Regions from separate parts of the Homo sapiens genome. Here region 1 is linked to region 2. A link is an interaction called in ENCODE POLR2A ChIA-PET data of the cell type or tissue named here. Cell type or tissue: K562. All regions are shown on one strand. Links, peaks and the distances in the headings refer to the core of each region. The heading gives the core; the rest is flanking DNA.

Region 1 (8,020 bases), core at 2,886-5,385, 58 kb before region 2:
TAAATAAATAAATAAATAAATAAATAAATAAATAAATAACAATAAAAGAAGCATAGATAAATTAAGTCTATTCATTGTAGTCTAAGGCACAGTGCTAAGCACATAGTAGATGCTTAAAAAACCCTTGCTGGCGTGACTTGAGTGGATTTATAGCCTGTGATTACCTTTTAGCATCATTGGCAGTTTGCCATAAAAAACACAATATCTGTTGACATCTCTTATCATGACATAAAAACAGATGGCTGCCCTGCACAAAATGCATAAGGCCCGAATGGCCCATCAACCAGTCTAGACCAGGCTATCTCAACATTCCACCTGGGCCTGGATTTAACCAGGAGTTGTGCAGAGGATGGAGAATACAGGGAGGCTTCTAAATCTAAACCCTGAGATCTTGAAAATTCCTTGAAAAGGATCCTCTACAAGGAGTTCTTCCAGTCCCTTGCACCCAACACTCCTATTTATCCATGCTTTTGCTTTGCTATTCCCCCTCTCAGAAATGCCCTATTCCTCTTTTCCTCTCACCCTCACCTGGCCTTCCTGCCTCATCTGCTCTGCACATCCAGACCTTGGGTCACAGCCCTCCTGGAAGTGTGGTCACAGCCCTCCTGGAAGTGTAGTCACAGCCACAGCGTCTGTGCCAGCAACCATCCCAGCTCCTGGCTGCTGGGCCCAGGTGAGGCACTTTTGACTCATCATCTCCTATGATTATTCATAAAACCCCACAAATACATATGATTTTGCTCCTTTACAGATGGGAAAACCTAAGGCAGAGATTAGATAAGTAAACCGCCCAAGGTCACATGGTTAGTAGGTAGCCAAACAAGTGTCAACCCCACTCGGTCTGATACCAAAGCCTGTGATCATCTCTCTCTCACGATGCAGCTTCGCTTGGGTCGACCACCTTAAAAGACTCTTGTGTCATGGGGTCTTAGTTTACCTGAGTTTGGGAATTAAGGTTCATATGCAACTTCATAGGGTATTTGCCCTGTGCTGATGACCCTATATTTGGTCCTTCTGGGAATGGCTGTGATGCCATTGCCTTAGGGGAGGAAGGCCCAAACCTAAATTCAAAGCCCACAGAAATGAGTCTGTTGGCTGGGAGCATGAAGCAATGTGTTAAGAACATGAGTCACTGAGATTTCACCACCTTTGTGCTCTGCGGATTCCCTTGTCTTGACAAGCTATCATTTTGAGTGTTTAGGGCCACTGTGTAGCAGGAGTTCTATTTTGCAGCCTAAGCTGGACTCTGAAGAATTCAGACTTGCCCAGGCATTAGGGAAAAAATGTGCCAAGAATCGATTTGCACAAGGGAACAGGAGCCTGTTGGGAAAAGCCTCACCCTAAGGCAGAGAGAGTCCAGGCACATGAGCTCAGGTTGCAGGGAAGAAGAAAACCTCAGTAGAGCCCTGTCTGACAAGTGTCTTTTGCTTTCTCCCCACTCTCAGCCACTAGGCACTCCTGCCGAGTTCAAAGGAGAGGGCGCTTCAGTCAGACAGCAAATGAAAGCAAGGTGAGCTCGTTCACTAAAATGTCCTTGAACGGTTGAGGGCCCACGATGGTGCCCTGCTGTTCCGCTCCCCTCACCCTGGGTGGCATTGCTACTTCACTGTCATGGAACAGGACAGCCCACTTGGTGAGCACAGAACCATGAGTCTCTGATCCAGTGCCAAGCAGAATGTGCCAGCGGAATATGCCTGTATCTGCAAATGTGTCCTAACTGAAAAGCAAATCAAACCTCCACCACCCATTCTCATACATCTTTGTGTTAAATATGTTATAGTTTTCTCAAGTCAGATTTTTGCAAAATTCTTGCTGCTTTTCATATGTGGATCTTGTCGATCATTTGTCCCTTTTAGAGAGCAGTCAGCCTCACATGAGGAGTACTTGTCATTCAGCAAGGAATTAGGAGATGCCTGGTGTTTGAAGGGTCACTTGGCCTGTGGCTCCTTGAGGCCAACGCCTAGCCCAGTGCTCCTCCAAACCCTGTCCTTCAAGTGGCTGCGACAGTTGCCCATTTCCAAGAGGCCTTTCCCCTTATGAAAGGATCCAGCATCCTCACTCAGATTAAATACGATTTCTATTGGTTGTGTTTCCTAAATAAATTGCTGGTAAATTACATCATCAAATGCAATTGGCTTTAATGTCATCTTAAAACTTTAAAGATTTTGTAATGTCATTGGCTTTTCATCTTTTCTGAGCCTTTCTAGTTACATAATGATATGCAATTGCTAGAGGTTTATGCCTTGAAAAAAATACAAAAATGCCACACTGGTTCATGCCTTTTGGCCTTTGCTCAGGTCTTGCCCTCTGCCTGGAATGCTATTAAGAGCTGGCATTTGCTGAGTACACACTACGTGCCAAGCATTATAACAAATGTGTCCCAACATCCTTATGAAATAGACATGGTTATTGGTCTGATTTTGTAGTTTGGGGAAATTGAGGCACAAAGTAATAAATGACTGGCCCAAGTTCATATAAGTGGTAAGCAGTTAGAATTAAAACTCAAAGTCCATCTGCCTGGCACCAAAACAGAGCTCTTGACCATTCTGACAAACTGCTGCCTGACAGAATGTTTTTCAAGCCCACCTCCTTATGTAAACATTGAATGTCTATTCAGCCTTCAGGATGCCGATCCAGTATCTGCTCCTTTATGAAGCCCTTCTTGACTCCCATAACAGAGCTAACCCCTCCCTCTGGGCCACTTTGGCACCGTGTACACACTGTCTTGTTTTGCTTTGTCATCAGAATTATTTGTTATCATGTCACATGGGTCTATCAATTCCTTGAGGATAGGAAGCATGTCCCATGCCTCTTTGTATCCTTCAGATGTCTGGCACATAATAAGATGTTCAGTACATGCTGATTGACCACCTATCTGAAAACAAACTTAGGCCAGGCATGGTGGCTTCACCTGTAATCCCAGCACTTTGAGGGACCAAAGCCAGAGGATCACTTGAGCCCAGGAATTTGAGACCAGCCTGGGCAACATGGCAAGACCCCATCTCTACAGAAAATAAAAAAATTAGTTGGGTGTGGTGGCATGTGCCTGTAGTCCCAGCTACTTGGGAGGCTGAGGTGGGAGGATTGCTTGAGCCCAGGAGGTTGAGGCTGCAACAAGCTGTGACTGCACCACTGAACTCCAACTTGGGTGACACAGTGAGTACCCATCAAAAGAAAGAAAGAAAGAGAGAGAGAGAAAGAAAGAAAGAAAGAAAGAAAGAAAGAAAGAAGGAAAGAAAAGACAAGAAAGAAAGAGGAAGGGAGGAAGGGAGGAAGAAGAGAGAGAGAAAAGATAGCTTCATGGCCTTTTGGCTAAGATCAAGTGAGAGAAAGAGAGGGAGAGAGAAAGAGAAAGACAGAAAGAAAGAAGGAAAGAAAAAGAAAAGGAAGAAAGAAAAGTAAACAGAGGAAGGAAGGAAAGAAGGAGGGAAGGAAGGAAGGGAGGGGAGAGAAAAAGAGACAGAGAAAAAGATGGCTTCGTGGCCTTTTGGCTAAGATCAAGAGAGAGAGAGACAGAGAAAGAAAAGAAAAGAAAGAAGAAAGAAAGAGAAAGAAAGAAGAAAGAAAGAGAAAGAAACAAAGAAAGAAAGAGAGGAAGGAAGGAAAGAAGGAGGGAAGGAAGGAAGGGGAAGGGAAGGAAGGAAAGGGAAGGGAAGGGAGAGAAAGAGAAAAAGAGACAGAGAAAAAGATGGCTTCATGGCCTTTTGGCTAAGATCAAGTGAGAGAGAGAGACAGAGAAAGAAAAGAAAAGAAAGAAAGAAGAAAGAAAAGAAAGAAAGCAAGCAAGAAAGAAAGCAAGAAAGAAAGAAAGAAAGAGAAAGAGGAAGCAGGGAAAGGGGGAAGGAAGGAAGGAAGGGAAGGGAGGGGAGGGGAGGAGAAGAAAGAAAAGAAACTTAGACTGTTATTTGGCGGAACATGGGGCTCCTGTATTTCCTCACCCCTTTGAGACTGTGCAACATTGACACGTGCAAAAAAAGCCTTTGAACAATGATCCTCAGGGCTTTAACTCACCTCTAAGAGTTTTTTCCTAGGCTTTTCCTAGGCTGCTTCTCCTTAGAGCTACCATTTAGAAAGGGAGGCTGACTCATCAGTTCGGTGTCCATGCCACACCCATTGTCTGCCTTACAGCCTCTTGTTTCACCATCACCCATTGTTCTGTTTCCTTCTCAGTGCTCTCCAAAAGCAGCTTACATCAAAAAATCTGATCATGCCACAAAAACAACAGACTGTAATTGCTGTTTTCCACTGAAGCTTAATGATTCTCTCCTTACAACGAACCCATAATTACTTTTCAGAGTTCAGTGAAATTCGTTCAATAATAATGAAGGATGCATTCTTTCCCTAGCGTATCTAATTTAAATGGTTTTTTTCTAAATGGTAGCTATGACATGGTGACAAGATAGTACATAAGCTCAGATTTCTGTTGTTGTTAAGTACAAATATTTTGATAAGTGCAGCTAATATGAGATATATCCTCGTAGCTGGATATGATACACATTGAAATATGACATTGGTACCATCTGTTCTTCATCATAAATATAAATGAAGTGATAATGAGCAAAATGTGTTAAGGACCATCAGGATGATTGCACTCCGATGGTTTAATTTGGATCTTCATTAATCTAAAAATAAAACAATCTATACATGACAAATGAACACGTTTTTACCGACGCTGTGCAAGTAACTTTTAGGCTATAAACTATGTTCGTGCCACTTAAAATGAGAAGTGAATAATACAAAGAAGATTTGTTTTTTAAGCTCCCATTGAGTTCTCTGTTCAAATCACTTACACACTCTTCTCGTGGGTCTGTTTCAAATCCCAGTATGGAAACCTAGCCTGATGTTGTAGGTGGTGAAATAGAGGCAAAAAAGACCAGTTCAGGCACTTTCTCACTGTGTGACCTTGGCGAAGTTACTTCACCCCTCTGAGGCTCCATCTCCTTATCTCTCAAGGTTGCAAGGAGAACTTTCAGCCAGCCCCAGGCTCATACCTGCACAATGCTTGGCATTGCATAGTGCTCAATAAATAGACCACGAGCTAACATTTAGTGGGCACTTGCTGAGATGGATTACTTAATATGTAAATAAATATATAATATTTAAATATATATTATATATAATATTAAATATATATTATAGATATCTATATCTGTGGATATAGATATCTATATATAGATGGATTATTTAATATGTAAATAAATATATAATATATAAATATATAATATATTATAGATGGATTATTTAATATGTAAATAAATATATAATATATTATATTTTTTAATATATTTAACATTTATTTAATATGTAAATAAATATATAATATAATATATTATATATTTATTTACATGTTATATTTATATATTATTATATATAATATATAAATTATATAAATTATAATATATATAATTTATATATTATATATAATATATAATATATAAATTATATTATATATTATATATATTATTGTATATTATAATATATAATATATATTATATTATATAATATATAATATATACTATTATAGATATCTATATCTATATATTATTTAGATAATATACAGATTATACATTTACAGATTAGATAGTAGATATAGATAGATTATATATAAAAAAATCTAATATATAAATAAATTAAATATATTATTTAATATATAAATTATTTATAAATATATAATATATAAATAAATATATTAATATATGTTAATCTGACTAATATATTAATATGGATATAATTATGTATACTTATATGGATCATATAATGTATTCATTACCATTTCTCTCCATTTTACACGTGAAGAAACTGAAGCATACAGAGATAAGCAACCCGCCAGGCTTCAAGTGCCAGAACTGGGATCCAACCCAAGCAATCTCATTCCTCAACTTTATAGTGATTACAATTATTGATGTTGTTATGTATTCTCAATTACTAAGGGGAAAGAAGAACACATTATTTCCTAGTCAAAGTCTCCACAGCCGAAACAAGTGTAAAGTTGTTGCGGTTAAGCAGGGCCCTGATTATAGTAAGATCTTTTCTGTATTACACAGATTTCACCCAGATCACCAGCATTTGTCAGTAAATTCTCTTTTCCCAAGCCTACAAGCTCACCTCTAGGGCATGCTTTATTTCCCTCTAGCTGAACACTGCCTGCTAGGCCACTCTTGGAGGAAAGAGACAGAAATGTTCATGAGACCACTCAGGGTTTGCTGGACCAGGTGCCTCAAAGTCCAAGTAGCACTGACAGCAACTTTCCCCAGCATCACACTCATCCCCGCAGCCCTGGCCTCTCTGGCCACAGTCCAGGTACCCCTCCTCAGTCTTTCTGCTACTCTCTGCAGTATTTGAGCCCCAAGAGGGTCAAACAGGCCTCACACCTATTCGCGTAATCCTTCTCTGCCCCGGTAATCAGGGCTTCCACTTGTGGAGAGCCTACTGTGTGCCAGATGCCATTTCAGGCAATTAACACATCTTATGTCATTTAATTCTCATGGCAACCCTGAAATCATCCTCTCCACTTTACAAAGGGGAAGCTGAGCCTTGGGGAGTTTAAATAACCTCCTCATTTTGCATCTCATGCCCGTCTCCTCCCTCTGACCTAAGAGCTTAAAGATAGCTACTGGGGGTGGGGGGGGGGTTCCATGACATCCCTTTTCTCTCCCCAAATCACAGTCTGTTTGGATGCCTGTTTCTGGGCTCACAGCGCAGAGGCTGGTCAATGCTCCTGTCACCCTGTGTTAGAATCACAGATACCATTTCCTGGCTTTCCCACTGGAATTGAAGCTCCAGTGTACATGCAAAAGCTAACAGGGCATCCATGAATTAATAAACAAGTGAACAAATGCACACAGAGGTCACATAGAAGTCATACGTGTGGTGGTAAAGCACAAACTTGCAAGCAGACTGCCTGGTGCCTATCTGGCTCTCTATGCCAACTGTGTGACTCTAGACTAGTAGCCTAATCCCTCTGGGCCTCATTTTTCATCATATACAAAGTGGAGACAATGGCAACTGCCCCATTAGGTTGTAAAGAGCATTAAACAAGTTAACATATATCAACTTTTAAAAAGTGTCTGGCATGTAACAAGACATCAATAAAGAGTAACGACTCTTACTATACCTTGTCATTATCCTCATCATCAGAGCTTTACCAGGCAAAGCCAACCTTGAAGTCCACGTAGTTGCCTTGCTTTGGGGAAAAAGAATTATCAAAATTATGATCCTGGAAGAAAAATTAAATAACTCAATTAAAGCACTGTGAAAATAGAACTTGAAAAAAATGTAGACCTGCCCTTGACGGTGCTCAGGAAAAGAAATAGAAGAGCCCATCACTGCTTCTTAGGTGGGCTGCCCAGCATGGTTCTTGGGGTGACCAAGGAGTGACAAGCCACAGGGCTACAGAACAGGTACAAGCCTGAGTGGGGCCTGCTCCTCTTACCCTCTCCTTTTCACCTCAGAATCCTCCTTCTTGCCTAAGGCCAGAGAGTCCAGTGGGTGATGAGGAGAGAGCCTGGGCTGAACCACATGGGCCACATTGCTGTGCCCCCAGACATCATTAGCCATTCCATAAAGACATCATTAGTCATAGCAGATAGGCCAAACCCACCACTACTGTTGGAAACCAACTCCACAGACATATTTTCAAGAGTCTTCAGCAATGTCATTCTCATACCTAAGAAACAGTGACTCCTCTCTAGGTCAAGCCAGTGGCCTGCTCCAGGGCACTCACTGTGGATCCCTCCTCTGGGCCCAGCCCCTGCCTAGGAGGCCCTTTCTTCTCCATTCCACCTTCAAAGGCCTTTTCCATTCCCTACAGCTCAGGTCCAGTCACTGGTGTTTCTCCCACTCTCTGGCTTCTCTGAAATGCCCAGCAAGCACCTGGCCAGCACAGTTCTGGAACTCTTCACACCTGTGACCTGCATCTCCTTGTAGAGCACGAGTTGTTCCGGCCCAATGCCTATCAGTTATTTTTCCAACACTGGGCTGCAAATGTGGCAGGCCCTTAAAAAAATATGTGTAGACTAAA
Region 2 (8,020 bases), core at 2,140-4,639:
AAAAATGTTCCTTGCAACACAACAAATTTAAGAAAAGCAAGAGAGTAAATATTACAAAGAGATGTTAATTAATCGGAAGACAAGAAAGAACACAGTAAAATAAACAAATTTCCAGAAAGTATTGTTTTTTAAAAAAGGAAAACAGATATTGAGAATTAGAAATAAGTAAAGAGATATAAACAAAGATATGGAAGACATTTTAAGTCATGGGAAAATAACATGTATAATTCTGTATTAATAAATTTGAAAAGTTTGATAAAATAGATGGTTTTCTAAGAAAACATAAATTTTCAAAATTATCAAAAAATAAATGGTAAATCTGAGCAGACTACTAGCCCTGCAAGAAATTCAAAAAGTAGGCTAATAATTGAAAACATAATTTAGAAAGATCCTGGGCCTACTTGGTTTTACAGGCTCTATCTTTTCTTTGAATTTTTAAGAAACTATCACTTCTATTTTATATAGTTCAATAAGTCTGTAAAAAATAGTAAGTTTCCCAATTCAATTCATTAAGCCTAGAACACTCTTGATACAGTGCCAAGAAAATAAAAAATTTGCATGAATATAAATACAAAGTAAAGTTACAAATCAAGTCAAGTAGTGTTTTGAAATAATAATAACACCATAACCAACCATGATTTGGAATGCAAGCATGGTTCAATACCAGGAAAGCTATTAATGTGATTTATCACATCAGTAGATCAAAGAAGGCATTACAATAAGAAGAGAATAGTTAGAGGCTAACAGTCAGATTTAAAAGCCAGGGCCCCTGGGTTAGAAACCTGGCTTTTCCACTTCCACTGTGACTTTTATCAAGCAATCTAAGGTCTGTGCCCAATTCTCTTGCTATAACATGGGACATATTGTAAATGTTTTTTTCTTAATTTTCTATATATTATAATGTTTTGGTGCCTTTAAATAAACTTTTCTGGCTGGGGAGAGACTGTTCTTCCTAGAGCTAGTGAATTCTTGGAGGTTATAAGGGTCCAGACTGCAGCGTGCCTTTGACATGCAAACTCACCAGTCCAGAGCCACACCTCCTCTCTCTGGCCCTACATTCCGGGAGACAGTATTCCTCTGCCTTAGTCATCCCAGGGCCAGATACCAGGCAACTAGGGACCACCACCCCTTTAGCCCAAAGCTCACTGAAATTATCCAGACTGGCCAATCCTAAACTGTTCACATTGCCCTGCCTTGCCTTGCCTTTCCCTTGGAAACCCCAAGAAAAGGCAGTGACTTAAGCCTTCCCCCACCCCTGTCTTCTCTCTCCTGACCATCTGGTGTCGTTCCCATGTGGTCCCGCATGGTGTGCCCTGTACTTCCTGTCTCTGGGACCATGAGTATAATAAACTTCATTTTTTTTCCAGAGCCTTTCCTCTGTCTCCTTTTGTGGCCACATGTGACACCCACATAAAATAATACTACAAAATATGAGAATACTAACATTACATACTTTGTGGGGTTATTGTGAGAATTAAATAAACTAACACATGTAAAAGATGTTTACATCAATGCCTGGTGTATAGTAAATCCATAAAACTAATACTTGCTAGATATAATAAAACCTAAATCATCATCTCTATAAATGCCAATGATAAACTTTACCATCCTTCTCTGTTAGAAACTCTTGGTAAACCAGGAATAGTTCAACACCATGAAAATTGTCTATCCCGAACTAATAACTAACATCACTCCTCTGAGACAATAAAGGGACACCCACTAAAGCCAGGAGTAGGATCCCAATGGCCACTATCACCCCCTTGGCCTCCACCAGATAAGTTCCCAAGACAACCTGACCACAGTGAGAACGAAATGGCTCTCTAACTGCAATTTTATTTTATTTGTAATCAGATTTCTTTCTTCATTTTCTTGATCCTAGGTTAGGATTAAAATAATTTAAGTTATTAAATCATTTCCTCTCACACCAAGCCTGGCACAAAATGCACAAAGTGAGAAGCAAAGTGGCAAAGTGTCCCAAGAATGCTGCCAACAGTGATGCATAGCTCCATGATGAGATGTTGAGAGCTTCACTGGGGATGCAAACTCCAATTAGAGAATTTGACACTGGAAGAGAATTCACGACTTGTTCTAAGTCACCTTTCCTCTCTGACCTGGGTTCCCTCTTATAGAATAAAAATAGTGTGATCCAAGTAACTTTTGATGACAGTATTTAGACAACATGTCCTCACACTAAAACTTAAAAAAAAACAAAATACTGAACAAATACTGAACTCTAGTTAATAAGGTATTTTTTCCCCCACAAAGCCATGGGTTAGCAATTCTGAAACTAGGACTGAATAAATAAATAATATACCGAGGAACATGGGAGCCAGTTTCCCCACTGGTAGAGAAAGGAGTTACAAATACACGAGAAGGAAGGCGAGAATATGCTCTGTAGGACATGACTGAAATTTGGGGTATCAGTGGGAATTAATGAGTTTTAAAATATACACATTGCTCAATACAAAAATAAAGATAGATGCATGTGTGTGTGCATTCATTTATTTCTAAGCTCTGCCCACTGTGAGGGCCTAGAAGCAATGACATCCACCTAGTAATAAACCCCTAGCACTAAAACATTGGCACAAGACCCGTCTAAAAAAATAAAGAAAGAAAGAAAAAGAAGGAAAGTTCTTCCTTACAAAGGAGAAACAAAAAATATTGTATTAATAGAAGAAACAATAAAATTAGAAAATCACCATCATGATAACAATTGATTAAAGTCAGAATAACATATGGATCCTTAAACTAGTGGGTGAAATTTTTATTTTTACACATGAATATGTACATAGTCACAAATTACCTCTCCATACGATATTTATTAACGATAAATAGCAAACTAGTAACTTGACAGTAGAGAAACTTAGCAGACACCACCTTAAGTGATCGATGTTAACATCATCAGTTATGAGTCAAATTAAGATCCTGTGCCTCCTGATACAATGTACTGAGAAGAATACAACATCACTTATAATGTACTCCTGCCAAAAGGGCATAACCTGAAACTGACAATGAGGAAACATCAGACACACCCAAAGGAGGGTCATTCTGAAAAATGAACTGCTCTATACTCTTCAAATGTAAACACATGAAATACAAAGCAAGTCTTAGGGTCTATTCCAGTTTAAAGGATACTAAGGAGTCATGGCAACTGAGTACACCACACAATCCTGGGTTTTCTTTGGCTATGAAGACATTTATAATGTATTTATAATTTATAATTGACAATTCGATCTGAATATGACCTTATAACAGAAATAGTCATGTTTGCTGATTTCCTAATTTTGGACATTGTACTATGGCTATGTAAGAGAATGTCCTTGTTTTTAGAAATACAGAAGTATGTAGAAATAAGGAAGTATCACAGCTGCAACTTATACTGAACAGTTCAGCAAAAACAATGTAGAAGTATATATAGAGAGAAAGGGATAAATTTTAAAGACTAAAATTTGGAGCTTGATGAAGAGAATACAGCAATTCTTTGAACTATTCCTGCAACTTTTCTGAAAGTCTGAAATTATGTCAAAATTTAAAAATTAAAATTAAAAGTGTTGGAGTTTTTAAACATGGCTATGAATTCCATAGTAATCCCATTGGAGAGGTAGTCTACATCCCCAACCCTTGAATGCAGATGGGCTTGTGTCTTCTTCCACCTTCGATTGTGGTGAAAGATACTCCATAGAACTTCAAGGCAAGGTCATCAAAGACCATAAGGCTGCCACCTTGTTCCCTAGAGAGCTTGCTGTTGGATCCCTGAGCCACCTTGAGACTACCATACTGGAGAGACCACATGGAGGCTTCCTGCAGTCAAGAGTCCCACCTGATCCTGATGGCCCCCAGCAGCCTCAGGCCTGGCAAGGGAAAGTTGAGTGAAACCACCTTGGAAGTGGATCCTCAGTCCCAGCTGTTCCCACCTCTAGCTTGTCTCATCACTGCCCCCACCCCGCCCCAGCTGTTTGAATCATTCCCGCTGAGGTCCTGGCTGACACTGCAGAACAGAAAACAATGACCCCTCTGTTCCCTTCCAAAGTCTTGGTCCACAAAATCTGTGAGTGTAATAAAATTGTTGCTGCTCTGTGCCACTTGCTTTGGGATGGTTTGTTACATGGTAATAGGTAACTGGAACAAGCACCCCATCTGACTAGGCACTGGGCACTGTGCAGAGTCTCTGGCACTCTTTTCCACAGCCCTGTGGAAACACCATTATTATCCCCATCTTACAGATGAAGAAACTGAGGGCCAAAGTTTTGTAACAACTTGCCCAGGGCCACAGAGCTAGGCAAGTTACAAACCTAAGATTTTTTTCATCGAAGCAAATACTGACACCAGGGCATCCTGCTATATTTCATCTCCCCAAAAGCATTCATTCTCAGCTCAGATAAACCTTATTAGGTCTGGAGACACCATAGTGAGCAATGCAGATGTGGTTTCTGTCTTCATGGTACTTACAGTCTGGTGGGACTGACAGAAACCAAACAAACAGCACCAGCATCATCCAGACATTGGACCTAAGGCCGCTGCAGTCCCTTTTAGAGCAGAATTCCTGGGTTCTGGCAGCCTCTCTTCTTACTCTCCCAGTTAAGGGTCCAGACACACCACAGACCCCTCAGGCGTGGCTGGGCTCTGCCCCAGTGGGTATGGGTCAGATGAACTCATGAGGCTGTTTCTCCAAGAGTCCCCCAAAGAGGGAAAAGGGAGTGTATGAAACGTGGCTATTGTCACCTATAATTCAATCAATAGAAAAAGACAGGTTTCAAATAAATCCTAATGCCTCCCACTACCAAAAACATTTTTTAAAAAGATCTGGTAGGGCCTGAGAATTTGTTTGTCTCTGCTGGTCATGTGTTCTGAGCTCTTACGGCCAGGAGAGGGGCCCTAGCACCCCACCATTCACTTCCCTTTCTGACTTTGGAAGAGTAGCCTCGACCCAGAGATCTAAGAATCCAGCCCCGGTGTGGATGCCAGGACCCCTGCACATCCCCTCCCTACCCTCAGTGCCCCCTCCCCAACTCTCCTAATGGGGCATCTGTGGGAGGTTCGCATTCCAGGCTGCAGCTGCTGCCGCCTGGCAGAGCCCAGGCATCATTTCCATTCCACAGCTTTGGCCTGACATCTGGTGGAGGGACGGGAAGCGGTGCATTTAGTCAAATGACAAGGAGAGTGGCTGCAGCCCTGGGCAGGCAGGGTCTTCCTCCTACGGAAAGTGAGGGTAGCTTCCAGAGTCTCCTGGAAGCTTCCAGGAGTCAGGGGCTTTACCTTCAACCAGTAAGGGCCACCATGTCCTTCCCCTACAGGAGTCCACCAAAGCCTCAGAATGTGGCCATTTGGCAGCTAAGACCTTCCTCAAAGGGGGAAAGGGATCCCCAAGAAAGGTTCCGCAACTCCTCCCAGTCAGGCAGCTGGGAATGGAGGCAGCTGAGGCAATCCTGGGTATCTGACTTCAAAATCGTGGTCTTAAGGACTCTGTCACCTTGGCCCTCAGTGAGTCAACTGAGGTGTGTGGGGGAAGGAGTCTTCATGGGGACACTCAGGGCCGTGGCCATTCAACACCCTCGGATCACAGACATCTGCAGAGCGTGGGACCCAACCTGCCTGATGACAGATATCAAGGGCCCAAGTTCAATACGCACATTCAGGGCCCCGATTGCAGCCTCCGCATTTTAACCCATCCCAGGTGGTCACTGCCTTCAGGTGAACGTGGCTCTGCTGTTTCCTGCCCAGATGCGGTGGCCTAGCCTCATGAAAGGGGTGGAAGGTGGGTGAGGTTACCGATCCCTACTCACTAGGGGCCACTCTCCTCACACTAAAGAGCATACTCCAAGAAGGGGGCGGGGGTGCCCCCCCAGAGCCAGGGCCTGAGATGCAGCTGGAGGCATCCTCCCATCCTGGACATTCTGCAGGTGCCACGCGGTACCTTAAACCTTCTGTGGGTGGCTTCTCTGATCCAACATGGCCAAACCAGAACCCTTGATTTTCACACTGGACCTGCTATTCCTCCAGCTTTTCCATCTAAGTCACTACACCACCATCAACCAGCTACCCAGACCAAAACCACAGGGGACATCATGTTTGTGTTCCCTTTCCCTCCCCATGCCCCACATCCAATCCATTGACTAGTCCTGGCAGCGCTCCCACAAAACACATCCCAAGTTTGCCCCCTCAGTGTGGCACCTACCCCAGTCCCAGCCTTCACCTTTGTCCAATGGGACCTGGCAGAAGCCCCCTAACTCTTCCCCTCCCCTCCCACTTTCTCTCTTGCCCCCATGTCAATTGTCCAAGTGATCTTTTTTATTTTATTTTTATTTTATTTTCGAGACAGGGTCTCACCCTGCTGCTCAGGCTGGAGTGCAGTGGTGTGACCACTGCCCACTGCAGCCTCAACCTCCCAGGCTAAAGCAATCCTCCCCCCTCAGCCACCCAAGTTCCTGGGACCACAGGTGCACCACCATACCTGGCAATTTTTTTTTTGTAGAGATTGGATCTCACCATGTTGTCCAGGCAGGTCTTACACTCTTGGGCTCAAATAATCCTCCTGCCTTGGCCTCCAAAAGTGCTGGGATTATAGGTATAAACCACTATGCCTGGCCCCAGTAGATCCTTTTTTTTTTTTTTTTGAGACAGAGTCTCACTCTGTCACTCAGGCTGGAGTGCAATGGTGTGATCTCAGATCACTGCAACCTCCACCTCCCAGGTTCAGTTCACTGCTCTATCCCCAGGGCTTAGCGTCTGGCACTGGCTCCCAAATATGGAGTTGTTTACATAATTAATGATTCCTCTACTATGACCCAGGCTGTTCCCTGTTGTATTTTGTACAAATGAAACAGCTGACAAAGTGAGACACTGAGAGACTCTAACGCCCAAATGGGAGTGGCACAAGGCGATCGTGGGTGAGAGCAGGCATGTTTCCACACACTCCAGGGAGAAGGCTAGGGCCTGGGGTCCCCTTAATCTGGTCAGGTCTCCGCCAGCTGAAGGAGACCAAGATGCTGGCAGAGATGATGAGGTCACAACCAAGTCTGGGCCCTCAGCATGCCTGAGTCCTGCCCTGTGGTGGGGTGGCTGGTAGAGAAGCTGCAAAGCCACCCCACAGCTCGGGTGTTTGTGGGCTTTGCAGGGCTCCAGGGAACCTGGCTCTGCTGGCCAGTCTGCTCTCCTGGCTCGTGTGTGTAAGATGATGTGGTGAAAACGACTTCAGTTCCATGAACACAGGCTCAGGGTGGAGGGTCCTATTTGAAGCTGTGCCTTCTGAGTCTAGAGTGTGCAGTCAGGCACTGTATAGACAATGAGTTCTTCATTGATGGGACAAGCGCTGGAGTCAAAAACCTGAGCTGGACATCAGTTAAGGGGTAAAAACCGATTTTACTCAGGACTATTGCAATAGGGAGAATAGAGAACCGGGCTCAACTCCCACTTGCAAGGGCAGGTGGAGTGTTGGAGCAAAGGAGCAGCGTGGGGGTCAGCGGGTGGAAATGGCTAAGAGGAAACATTAGGGGCCAAGGGGATTCTTGCTGAAGACAGGCCAGGAAGATCAGACCTCCCCAGGGCAGTGGTAAAAGATGAGGAACCCGACCAGATATCGAGAGTGATCAGAAATGGAGAATGACAGCTGGGAGTGGAGGGGTCTAGCTAACCTGACTTAGCAGGACTCTTGCTAAAGCTGGATTTTACAAGAAGTGCACAGAGGTGGGCCTAAGAGAAGGTGCAGGAGGCTGACTGAAGTTTGGCCAAGCAAAGAATCTTTGTCATTGGCTAGGGGAAGTATTGGTCCTAAAATCCTGGATAGGAAGACAAACTGTAGGCCAGCAGTGACAGAGGAAATACCTATGTCAAGAAAGTTGGAAATGTGTCAGAGATTAATTTTAGCCCTGGGAATATGTCCGTCGGAAGAAACAGAATGGAAAATGGGGAATCTAGGAGAAACCACCGACATTCCTTCGTCAAGCATTTATGGCGTGCCTGCTCTGAGCTGGCCTGCAGGGTCTGTGGGAAGAGACAGTGCCTCCCTCTCCAGGGCCCCCAT

What was found. Peaks named below come from ENCODE experiments on the same cell type or tissue, not always from the same donor. Only the 100,000 strongest peaks of a DNase experiment are listed, where the experiment ranks them.
Region 1: POLR2A ChIA-PET joins it to region 2 with 5 read pairs; 2 of 35 experiments call an interaction of 5 or more read pairs at or near these places.

The regions. Positions count from the first base shown.
Region 1 is chr10:118,500,651-118,508,670 of GRCh38, forward strand. LOC105378507 (a long non-coding RNA gene) reads left to right here. Exons shown (of 4, transcript XR_946354.2): 3 at 1,446-1,510; 4 at 5,797-6,026. Among named protein-coding and RNA genes, the nearest start is that of PRLHR, 91 kb to the right of the region's middle. In K562, for the core only: no CTCF peak of the experiment used is centred there; a DNase peak (open chromatin) is centred at 4,091.
Region 2 is chr10:118,559,726-118,567,745 of GRCh38, forward strand. No RefSeq gene overlaps it. Among named protein-coding and RNA genes, the nearest start is that of PRLHR, 32 kb to the right of the region's middle. In K562, for the core only: no CTCF peak of the experiment used is centred there; no DNase peak of the experiment used is centred there.